Linked DNA regions of Mus musculus: region 2 is linked to region 1. Evidence: chromatin contacts called from ENCODE Hi-C or POLR2A ChIA-PET data. All regions are on one chromosome and are shown on one strand. The core of a region is the stretch at or near the end of the contact, and the rest is flanking DNA. Distances in the headings are between cores, read along the strand shown.

What was found. Hi-C counts contacts between places; a loop is a spot of excess contacts on that map. ChIA-PET counts read pairs that join two places held with the same protein, here RNA polymerase II (POLR2A).
Region 2: a loop to region 1 is called in a map of heart, with 2.3 times the contacts of the local background. The contact joins two enhancer-like sites. A Hi-C loop is called at or near these places in 2 of 37 maps with a recorded cell type or tissue (gastrocnemius and heart). POLR2A ChIA-PET finds 5 or more read pairs at or near these places in 3 of 5 experiments (Patski and embryonic stem cell).

What each region holds. Positions count from the first base shown.
Region 1 is chr11:117,539,109-117,544,852 of GRCm38, reverse strand. No RefSeq gene overlaps it. Among named protein-coding and RNA genes, the nearest start is that of Gm11734, 19 kb to the right of the region's middle. Within about 2 kb of position 3,446, at least 2 of the 3 ENCODE cell types and tissues checked have a DNase peak (open chromatin) inside an H3K27ac peak, as active enhancers do; they include gastrocnemius and heart, where a contact is called at or near this core.
Region 2 is chr11:117,572,529-117,578,991 of GRCm38, reverse strand. No RefSeq gene overlaps it. Among named protein-coding and RNA genes, the nearest start is that of Gm51933, 7.1 kb to the right of the region's middle. Within about 2 kb of position 4,032, at least 2 of the 3 ENCODE cell types and tissues checked have a DNase peak (open chromatin) inside an H3K27ac peak, as active enhancers do; they include gastrocnemius and heart, where a contact is called at or near this core.

The DNA.
Region 1 (5,744 bases), core at 2,197-4,696:
GTAGTGAAAGAAATGGAAGGGGACACACTCTGGAAATGCGAACACTCAATGCAAATGAGGAGCACAGTCAGTATTCTCCCTTGGGCTTTGGCCACCTGGATAATGAAACGTCCCGCCCGCCCCTCCCCCCACCCCAACATTGTCTCCTTAGATGAACTTGGTATTCCCAATGCTAATTCCTCAGCCTCCTTTGCTTCTGGCAAGATTTTGTGTTTCCCAGAGCCCCGCCCTTTCAGCTTCCAGCTGTTCCTCACTTCCTGGGCTGCTCTGGTCCTCCTGGGGTGCCTGGAGGACACCTCAAATCCCCCAGTACATGCTCAAAGGAACAAGCTTCATGTGAGTCGACCCTTCATAGATGTCAGTGCTGGTTGGCTGTCCCTTTACCTGGGACAGGTTGCCTCTACGATGACTCCTAAACCATGAGTTCCATGAGTTAAAAATCCACAGACTGTCTTAGTGCATGGTACCAGCATCTCTGAAGCCACGGCCTGCATCTCCATAGAACAAGAGATAGAGATGATGGCTGAGCTTTAAGGCCTTGTCCTATCTAATCTGTCCCACAGGCAAGATGGGAGACTCTGGGTAGACTCTGGGACCTGAGTTGGGTGGACAGTGACCTGTCCTGCATCTGCCCAGAGCTTTGCCTTGATCCATTCCTTACAAAGCCCCTGGCTTCCATCCAGTGGCCATATTTACCCCTGCCCTTCTCCCATCTCCTGTCCATCGCTCAGCATCTCTCCACAGTCATGCAACAGCTGGTCTGGGGCAGGGGTGTCTTCATTTTCATTCTAAGCCCAAGAACTGTGTTATTAGCGTTTAAGAGAAAATATAGGGTAGGCAAAAATCCTAGCGGCCACCAGGAGAGTTAGAGAAAAAGTTGTGTCTTTTAAGTTAGACACAGACAAGAAATAGCTTATTAAGAAAGGGAAAAAAGAAGGCTCAGTGGTCAAGAGTATTGGCTGCTCTTGCAGAGGACCTAAGCTCAGCACCTAGAACCTACATAGGGGCTCACAACCTTCCATTAATCACTCCAGGTCCAGGGGATCTATCGCTTTCTTCTGGCCTTCACACAATGCACATACATACATGCATGCAGGTAAAAATACTAACACAGATTTTTAAAAGCAAGAGATGAGGAAATACTCCTAAGAAGGGAAGGGAAGCAGGCCAGTGAATGGAGGAAGAAACCCAAAAGCAGGATTTAAAAAAATTTTTAAATTTCAATTGATTTATTTTTTGCCAAGTCCTAACTGCAGTACCCTGAACCCGTTCACCCTTGTTAGCCTCACCTGTCTCTCTCTCGGGAGCCGCCTGGGGCCTTCTCCAGCTTCTGTGATGGAAACCAGTGTGACCTTCTCAGCTGTCACTGCCTGGGATGCTAGACAAGCCCTGGCCTGGCCCTTCTGACTGGCTCTGAGGTTGCCTCCTCCCTCCCTCCCTATTTAGACTTCTGCTGCCCACTCATGACCTACCTAGCCTGCTGTTCTGGGACCAGGCCTTCCTCCAGCCAGAACCCTGCTGCTCCCTGTCTCACCTCCCCCACCTCTGGTGTCACCCAGCCCTGGCTGGCCAGCTCCACGGTTGCCTACTCTTTAGACAAGTCCTCATGAATCGCCTTGGGACAGGAGACAGAAAGTCTCTTTCCACCCGCAGTGGTGAATTAGCTGCCTGTGAAGCTCTGCTTGGCAGGGTGCATGTAATCTCTGAATCAAAGCATAAAAGAGCAGAGGACTTTGCTGGGGCAGAGCTCTCTTGCCCAGAGTATGTGAGCCTCTGAGTTCAATGCTCAGTACTAGGAGGAAAGGGTGTGGGGTGCTGGGCTGCATAGCTTTTGAAAATACATGTATTTCATTTTTAATTATGTGTGTGTGTATATGTATGTGTACATGTGTGTCTATATATGTATATGTGTACATGTATATGTTTGTATATATATGTATGTGTGTATGTATGTGTGTATATATGTACATGTGTATATGTGTATAAATGTGTGTTTATATGTATATTTGTGTATATGTTTGCAAGTATGTGTATATATATATGTATGTGTATATGTGTATGTATGTGTGTGTATATATGTACATAAGTATATGAGTATTTGTGTGTGTTTATATATGTATATGTGTATGTATGTGTGTGTGCATATATATATATATACACACATATATATATATTTGTGTATGTGTATGTATGTATGTATGATGTGTGTGTCTGTGCATTTAAGGACAGGTGCTTGTGAAGTCCAGAAGGTGATGACAGAGTCTCTGGAGCTGGAGATACAGGCAGTTGTGTGCCACCTTATGTAGGTACTAGGAATGGTATTCAGGTCCTGTGTAAGAACAAGGCATGCGGGGGCTGGTGAGATGGCTCAGCAGGTAAGAGCACTGACTGCTCCTCCGAAGGTTCTGAGTTCAAATCTCAGCAACCACATGGTGGTTCTGGGGGTGTCTGAAGTCAGGTACAGTGTACTTATGTACAATAACAAATAAATCTTAAAAAAAGAAAGAACAAGGCATGCTCTCAGCCAATGAGCCAGCACTGCAGCCTTGTATGGCTTTGCTTTTTAAAAGCTATCAGCAAAGGTTATCTGGGCCACGGGGGCCATGAGCCTCCTCCAAGCTTACATCTGCTGTTTCTTGAGAGTTCATGATAGAGAATTTTTGGTTTTTTGGTTTTTTTCAAGACAGGGTTTCTCTGTATAGCCCTGGCTGTCCTGGAACTCACTTTGTAGACCAGGCTGGCCTCAAACTCAGAAATCCACCTGCCTCTGCCTCCCGAGTGCTGGGATTAAAGGCGTGTGCCACCACGAGATAGAGTTCTGAATAATTAGCCTGCACCTTATTTTGTGAGACAGGGTCTCTTACTGAGCCGGAGCTCCCTGATTGGCTAGACTGGCTGGTCATCAGTGAGCCCCAAGGGCCCTCTGGTCTCCGCTGTCTAGAGTTGTGGATTGTCAAACCTTAGTGCTGAGTCTGGAACTCTGATCCTCTCTCATGCAAGGCAGGCTCTCTATTCAGTGAGCCATTTCCCTGGTATTATTCCCAGAAGGTGAGGTCATGCTAGAGCTCCCTGTGCCTCAGTGAGATGACACCCCGTGTCACAGGCAGAAGCATGGCTGTGGAGATCTCTGGTGTCACAGAAGGCATTGGGGCAGCAGGGTCTGGAGCTATGGGTCAGGCAGAGGATCAGACCTCTCAGGGAGAGCACTCTTTTGTGTCTGTCTCTCTGTCTCTCACAGTGACCAGCAGGGGTGGCTTGCCCAATCCCTATGTTTTGTTTTTTTCCCCCTCAGCTGTATTGCCTGGCTCTTTAAAACCTTGATGCTGGGCTTCCATTATGGAAAGTGCTGTTTATGTCCAGGGCGCCTTGAAAAGGCAGTTAAAGTCTCCCTGGCTGCCGTCCTCTCCACTTGTTGCCCTGGCAACCGGAGGCAGGGAAAACAGGACCTGTCAGATGGAAAATGTCAGTTACAAGCAGATCTAGAGAGCAGGAAGCAGAGCGGGGAGGGGAGAGGAGGGAGAGCTAGGCTCAATCTCTTGCCCAGCCTGGCTATGCCCTTGCCCTCAGGGAGGCTGATTTGGGAAGGAGAGGGGCTGTTCCCAGAGTGGAGGGAAGGTGGGGAGATTGGAGGTGGCTGCTGCGGGTCACATTGTTTTAGAGGTGATTTGGGCTAGAGGTTAGGAGGGCTCAGGTGTACATTTGAGAAGTCTGATTAGCTGAGGCTTTGACGCTCAGGGTCTGGGCAGCAATAGGGGAGGGTTGAGAGGAATAGATACCAACTCTCCAGATTCTGGTGCCCACTCCCTTGCCCTCTGTGCCCACCCGTCCCTTTCTCTCCTTTCTACTAATGGATCTACTGCCACAAAGAGGGGTCAGGTCACCCTCCAAAGTGGTGAGGAAGATGCTTCAGAGGAGTATTGACAATAAAGCAGAAGGGACATCCTCAGGACACAGGGAGGAAGAAACAAAGGAGGGCTTCAGACACGGCCGTGGAAGAGGGCGAAGCCATCAGTTCTGAAGGAAGTGAGATGCAGGTGCAGGGAGAGGGCTCTCTGAGAGAAGGGTAGGCATGAGCATGTGTGAGCATGTCTGTGTTCGTGTGTGTGTGTGTGTGTGTGTGTGTGTGTGTGTGAGACAGAGAGAGAGAGAGAGAGAGAGAGAGAGAGATTGGGTACGTGTATGCATGAGTGTGTTGGGTTTTCACTCCCTCCTCTCTTGTTATCCTCAGAAATTTCTCAAGCACCCCAGGCTCCAGATTCCCTGAAGGGATGAATGGCATCAACTCAATGGACAAGGGGGAGGGAGTGTGAGGCAGAGAGGCCGCTGTCCACAGTTGGTGACCCACACTGTGTGCTTGGCAGACCACCCAGAGGGAGATTATTTAAAACAGCACCCCTGTACATGTGTGTCCATGCATGTGCATGTGTGTCCATGCATGTGCATCTGTCTGCAGCTGCCCGGCTCCAAAAGAGGAGGAGGCAGAGCTGCTGCGTGCTGACTGGGGAGGGGAGGGATCAGCACCAGGCACCAGGGTGGGTTCCCTTGAGGGAGACCCGGGTGCGAAACAGGAAGGGCAGACTGCTTCAAGGATTTTTACCTTTTAAAACTTGAGTACAATTCAATTGATTTATTGTTTGTATGTATGTATGTATGAATGTATGTATGTATGTGATGACACAGATACCTGGTCACATGTGGAGGTCAAAGACAATTTTCGGGAGTCGATTTTCTCCTCCCACTACGTGGGTCACACAGATGAGACTCAGGTTGTCAGGCTTGGCTGCAAGTGCCTTTTATCCATGTTGCCGGCCCACTAAGGACTTTCTAATTCCAGGGTCTTCTGCGGCTGGGCTACAAGGGCCTGATAGTTTCCTGGGCTACAAGGACCTCCAGTTTCCTGCTTGTGGATGGTGTTTGCGTTGGGTGGGGGATTGGGTGCTGCCTACGAAGCTGCCTTGGTTTCAGAGGCAGCAGTTAAAAGAATCCACAGATGCTGCCCTTCTGGTACAAGGTGGGTTAGAGAGCCCTCAAGCCCTATCTAGGTCGCAGCTCAAGGGCATCTCTTTTTTTTTTTTTTTGGTTTTTTTTTTTTTTTTGGTTTTTTCAAGACAGAGTTTCTCTGTATAGCCCTGGCTGTCCTGGAATTCACTTTGTAGACCAGGCTGGCCTTGAACTCAGAGATCCACCTGCCTCTGCCTCCCGAGTGATGGGATTAAAGGCATGCACCACCACGCCCGGCTTCAAGGGCATCTCTTATCTCCTGTTTCCAGAAGACCCTCAGAGATAAACATGTGACTCAGTTGGAAGGATGATTGTGTCACCCCCACAAAGCCCAGCACTCAGAGGAGGTCAAAGCAGGAGGATGGATCATCAGTCAGAGGTCATCTTCAGCTACATAAGAGGTTGAGGACAGCCTGGGCTACTTAAAAAAAAAAAAGGCGGAGACTGGAGAGTTCAGTGGTCTTGACTCACGCCATCTGTAACTACAGTTCTAGGGGATCCAATAGCCTTTCCTAGTCTCTGAGAGCAACAGGCACACACATGGTACATAGGCACATGTACACATAAAACAGCTATGTACATACAATATAAGCAGAAGGCAGCTTAACACCCACTTTGGCATTGGCCTAAGCATCCTTGTATAGATGGGAGGTTTATGGTTGTAGTGGCTTTAAGAATATGCAAGAACTGACAGAACTCAGTTCCCTTCCTGGGCTCTGGTCACCTGCTGTGACCATCTCTCA
Region 2 (6,463 bases), core at 2,783-5,282, 34 kb before region 1:
ACACACACACACACACACACACACACACACACCACCACCTATCTAGCCAGATCAGTCCCTGCTAAGCAGAAGTGGGATCAGCAGTCTGGGAACAACATGGATGGGGAGCCACAAGCCAGGTTCCAGGTGCTAAGTGGACTCTGTTCAAGTCTGGAAAGAAAAAAGGATTTGCGTCCCAGCAGGATGAGGTGGCTCTCCGGGAGAAGATGCTTGCTGCCAAGCCTGACAACCCTGAATTCAGTCCCTGGGACCCACATGGTAGAAATAGAAAACTGACTTCCAAAGTTATTCTCTGACCTTCATACAACAGCCATAGCAGACATCACACCCCTCCCCGCCCCAACACACACATATATACACACACGGACACAGACAGATACACACACAGGCTCACATATACACACACAGACACAGATACACACACAGACACACGGAAACAGACAGATACAGACACATACAAACACACACACACACAGACATACACTGGCACACATACACACAGAGACACACAAACACACACACACACACACACACAGACTCACATAGATAAATAAATATAAAAATATATATATTCAAGGAAGAGCCGTGTGTGTGTGTGTGTGTGTGTGTGTGTGTGTGTGTGTGAGCAGCAGGCTACCCTTGAGGACTGAGGAGGCTCAGTAGTCCACTCTGCTGCCTAATGACCAGGAAGCCTCCTGCCCACCAGGTGCCTGGAGTTTGCTGCCTGCAGGCCTGTGATAAAGAACAGCTATGTGAAGACGGGAATAGAGCCATCACCTAAATGACTCCAGCCCCCCCCCCCCGTGTCCACAGTGAGCTCAGGACTCAGGGCCCCATGGTCATCTCTGGGGGCCTCCGCAACATCTGAACACAGCGGACAGTCCAGTGTCCCTCCTCCCCACCCTCCAGGTCCCATCCTCTCATCCAGGCCTCAGCTGGCCTTGGTGTCCCCAGAATCCTGGCTGTGAAGTCCAGGAAGGTCTGAAATCTGCATGTGGGGTCTCGATACTGAAGGGCAAGAGGGTCCCCAATACACACAGGCCCTACTCTTCCACCAGCAGGTGGAATAAAGCCCAGTGAAGCACTTTACCCAGAACCCCTAGGGGAAGTGCGAACCCCTAGGGGACCTGGATTAACCCCACAGTGGACAGAGCATCAGCTCCAGTCTATTGTGTCTAGTGAAGTGATAGATCCTGATGATGCACCCCAAAGAATGCCCTCTGCTCTGGTGAGGAGGCAGCTGAGGCAGCTGGCACTTGAGCTGAGTGTCAGCCACTGGAGAAGCAATTTTGGCTGAGGGCCCAGAAGGGCAGGGGGCTGCCCCACTGACTTCCACAACCACCCATTCCTCCTCAGCTCAGGAGTCAGGAGAAGACAGCAGGAGACAGCTTCCACAGGCTGACAGGGGCCTTTCAGGAGCAAGGAGGGGTCCTTTCGTATCTTCCAGGTTTCTCTTACCTCCAGGTGGTGGGGGCATGAAGCCAACCCTTGTTGTTGAATAAGAGTAAAAACCTCTTCTCTCTATAAACACAGATAGAAGGGCAACCGTTCCTTTAGTCCTTCCCAGGGAAGCACCCTCCCCTACCCCATGCCTCTAACCTGGGTGCCTATTCTGAGCTCCCCAAACTCTGGAGACCAGGTTGAGGAGGGAACATCCTCCACCCCAGGAGAAGGTAGAGAAAGTGAGCACTGGACCCAGTAAAGCAGAGCCTGAGTCCTTCAGGGCCTTGAGGTGCAGGCTGAGCCCCAGCTTAGGGAGTAAGTTTGGAGTCTGGTCCTAGGCTTAATATAATCCAGGTTGGTCTTGAACTTGCTATGTAGCTGAGGATGACCTTGAACTGCTGGGCTGCCTGTCTCTAGCTCCCATGTGGTAGGATTACAGGAGTAGTACTCGGAATAGAATCAGGGCTTAAAACATGCTAGGCAAGGGCTCTACCAACTGAGCTACACTCTCAGGCTGAAAGAACAGAAATCTTGTGCTAGACTCTCAGGTCCAAAGCCTCTTGAAGGCCAGTCTCTCTTTTGACAATAACAGTAAATGACCTGGAGAGACGAAGCCAGACAGCTCTGCTCAGGGTGTGCTGCTGGGGGCAGAGCTTGTGAGCTCTATGGCCTGAACTGTCAGTTCTTCCAAAGAGCCACGTCAAGCTTCTCACCTACAAGTCTGTCCATGTAGCCCACTCACCCTGCTGAGCCCTGGCCCAGTGGACGGACACACACACACACACACACACACACACACACACACACACACAAACACACTCTCTCTCTCTCTCTCTCTCTCTCTCTCTCTCTCTCCACACACACACACACTCTCTCTCTACACACACACACACACACACTCTCTCTCTCTCTCTCTCTCTCTCTCTCTACACACACACACACACACACTCTCTCTCTACACATACACACACACACACACACTCTCTCTCTCTCTCCACACACACACACACACACTACACACACACTCTCTCTCTCTCTCTCTACACACACACACACACACACACACACACACACACACACACACACACACACCCCACATACCTCACACAGGTTAACATAGTGTCAGAGGAGGGCTGGTGGGTGATGGAGGGGGCACAGCAGCCAGAGGAGGGGCTGGGCTTTGGTGACCACTTATTTTTGCTTGTTTTTGTTTCTTCTTCTTCTTCTTCTTCTTCTTCTTCTTCTTCTTCTTCTTCTTCTTCTTCTTCTTCTTCTTCTTAGGAGAAAGTGACCAAAGGGAGCTTCAAAAGGGATGGATCCATGGCAGATGAGTGCTCTCAAATGCAGGGAATCCAGGCGCCTACCTCAGCACCAGAAAAAAAGAACAGATAAAGAGACAAGGAGAAAGGGAAGAAGGAAAGGAGGAAGGAAGTAAAGATGGGTGGATGGATGGATGGATTGGAAAAAACTAAGTAAGTCCAGGCTTGCTGTTATTGTTCAGTAACCATAGCACTTGGGAGGCTGAGGAAGGAGGATTGAGAGCTCCTGTTCAGCTTTGCTACAGAGTAATGCTGTCTCAATCAAACAGAAGCTATGTATGGTGTCACAGGCTGGAATTTCAGGATTCAGAAGACTGAGGCAGGAGGATCACTGTGAGTTCAAGACCAGCCTGGATAGAATGCACACAGCAAAGGCCTGTTTCAAAACAACAACAAAAAAAGAAAAAGTCACACACACACAGACACCACACACATACACATACACACACCACACACATACACCCTGCATGCACACACAACACCCCTCTGGGGCCAGACACAGACCTAACTGGCAGGGGCCCCAATCCATGTTAGTCAATCACTCTCTGCTAACAGAAGATGTTCAGCCTAGGATGGGACACCCATTTTGAAAGCCCACAGCTGGGACAGGCAAACTGAAGGTTTGGGGAAGTACAGACATGGCTGTCTGGCTTCCTGGCATCCCCATGGCTTCTTCATGGACCACAACATTGTGGCGGCAAAAAAATCAGGCCAGGGAACCATGTCTCACAAAGGGCTCCTCTTACCAGGTGGTGGGGACACACAGTAACCTCACTATGAGACAGATGTCATCCACCACTCTCTCCCAGGTGGCAACAACAAGGGATTCTGTGCTTTCAGAAACCACTTCTGGCTTTATATGAGGATTCACTCGGGTTTCCTTGGACTTTAGGTCATTGTAACATTTTAATTTTCAAAATCAGACCAGGAGTAGGGGTGTTTTATGTAAAGAAGGGCAGTGGGGGGGAGCAGCAGGGTCTTGGGGACTGGGGAGGGGGAAGAAGACAGGAGGGCATCTATGCATGTTGGTCCGTGTGTGTGTGTGTGTGTGTGTGTGTGTGTGTGTGTGTATGCACATGTGTGTGCTGGAGTGTGTGGTCTCCTGCATGGGAGAGTGTGAGTGAAGCCTCACTCTGGCAGAGCAAAGCTTCAGAGATCTCTTGCACAGGAGCCAAAAACACAAATAAATAAAACAAGCAGGCCAGGCTAAAAATAGAGGCGGTTCTGCAGCCTGACAGCCTGGCAGCCCAGCAACCCTAGGATAGGGCCAGCTCCTGCTCCTAGTGAGACAGCAGCCACAGCGTGGGTCTGAAACCCAGAGGCCGAGCTTGGCTGGAACCTGGAGAGGAGTGGCTTTCTATCTGTGCCCAGTACCAGGGCTTAGTGGTCCTCCCTGAAGCTCTTTCTCTAGCTGCTTTGTCTAGCCTCAGTTCCACCATGGCTTCCTGTCCCAACAGGTGTCTTCTGGTCATGGTCACTTCCCAGTACTCAAGTCAGAAGGTGGCCTGTACCCAGGGAAGATCTGAGGTTTCTGTCTTTCCCACACCACTCCAGAGCTACCCCTATCCTTAGATGGTACCAACTTAGTAGGAAGGGTAGAGAGCCTGGGAGAACCATGTAATAACGTACTTGCCTCTAGGAAAGGAACCTGGAGTTTATCTAAAGCAGGGGTTCTCCACTTGTGGGTCATGACTCCCTTGGGGGTCACATATCAGATATTCTGCATATCAGATACTTACATTATGATTCATAGCAGTAGCAAAATTACAGTTATGTTACAGAAGTAGCAATGAAATAGCTTTATGGTCGGGGGGCTCACCACATCATGAGGGACTGTATTGAAGGGTCACAGCATCAGGAAGGTGGAGAACCACTGACCTAAAGTATTGACTGATTTCCTTCCTCTCCAACAGAGACCCCTCTTTCTCTAGCTGCCGGAAGTGCTCTGAGCAAGGACCCCCCTTCTTCTCCCCCTCATCCTTACTTCTTCCTGTCAACAGTTCCATCAACCTTGTCTTGTCTGTCCTCCCCCTCTCTGTCTCTCCCACAGGCCCCACAGGCTATGCTATTGAGACTCGTTGGGAGCCCTTTCCCAGGAACTTCAGAGGACACACTGAGGGGCGGTGGGCTTCCCTGAGTGAGCCTTACAGATTCCCAAGCAGGATATGCAGGCTAGAAACAGGTCAGACCTTGTGTGTGTTTTTAAATCATTCCTGAGAGCAGACTTGGGTTGGCTGTGCATGGCAGTGTTTTCTGGCCTCTTGGGGGAATGGAGTACAGAGATGCCCTACCCCTCCTCCACTCTGTCTCCCTGAGGCACAGAAGGCTCCTCCCAGCTCTAGTGCAGAGGCCTGAAGGAAGCCTTGGGGGTGTGGGGTGGGGTGCTCAGCTGCTGGTCTAGGGGAGTCTGTAGGGCCTTCTTGGTCTACAGCATTGCTCTTTGCCTGGGGAGAGAGGCCAGCTTGTGCTGGTGGCTCCTGCTTTCTGGAAGTTTCATAGCTGCAGATTCTGGATCTTTATAATAGATTGTGAGTTTGGGCAGGGGTGTTAAGCATCAGCCAGCCTTTGGGGGTGGGAAAATTCAGCCTAAGATAAGCCTAAGAGACCCCTTGGGGTTCCTGGTTCTTTGTCTCCATGCACACCTCACCTTCATAGTTGTTTGTCCTGGGTTCGAACATTACTTTCTCCACGAGATGAGGGAAGGAGTTGTATTGTCAAGGTCAGAGTTGATTGGTTGCGTGTGTGTGTGTGTGTGTGTGTGTGTGTGAATGAAAGCATGGGAGGGGATTTGTTGAATGTTTTGGTGGGTGAATGGATGAATTTGTGGGTGGCTAAGTGGGAGGACATGCGGGTAGATGGATGGATAGATGGGTGAGTGGGTAGATGAGAGGGCAGGTCGAAAGAGGAAAGAGAAGATGGATTGATTGATGAAGAGGAGTGGATAGTGGATTAGTGAGTGAATAGGTGGATGAGAGGGTGGGTTGAAAGATGAATGGTTGGATGTCTGAGTGGATGGATAGATGGTTGTCTGAATGCATAAGTAAATGGGAGATTGGTTGAAGAGTGGGTGAGTAGTTGGATGGATGGATAGGAATGGGTGAGTTAGTGGGTGGGTGGATGGATGGATGGACTGATGGATGAATGGATGGATAGATGGATGGACTGATGGATAGTTAGGAATGAATAAATGAGTTAGTGGGAGGGTGGATGGATGGACTGATGGGTGGGTGGGGGTGGATAAATGGATGGATGGAATGATAAGTGAGTGAATGGTAAATGGCTGACTCTCTAGGTGCTTGTTGGATGGGAGGTAGATTGTTAAGTGAGCTTCTCTCATCATGGGCTCAGTGACGGTAAACATACAGAGAAATAACCTCAGGTTTTCACTTGAATGGGTTTCTCATTAGTGATCAAAGGAGCAAGGCCCCAAGTCCAGTGGGTGATACAGACACCCTGAGAAAAAAGTGTATGTTTGAAACAGCTCTGAAAGGTATGTGTCTAAATATTACTAAAGCCAAACCCAAACACCCAGTGTCTACACCCCAAATAACAACAGGGAAGCTGGGATCTTCAGGGCCGATGACCCTGTGCTCCTGAAGGCTTCTAGAAGCAATTTTAGACAGTCTTGTTTAGGATGTGAACAGAGGAGAAGCCATGGATGGTCTCAGCCCAGTTGTTGTCCCTGATTTCGAGGACTGTCT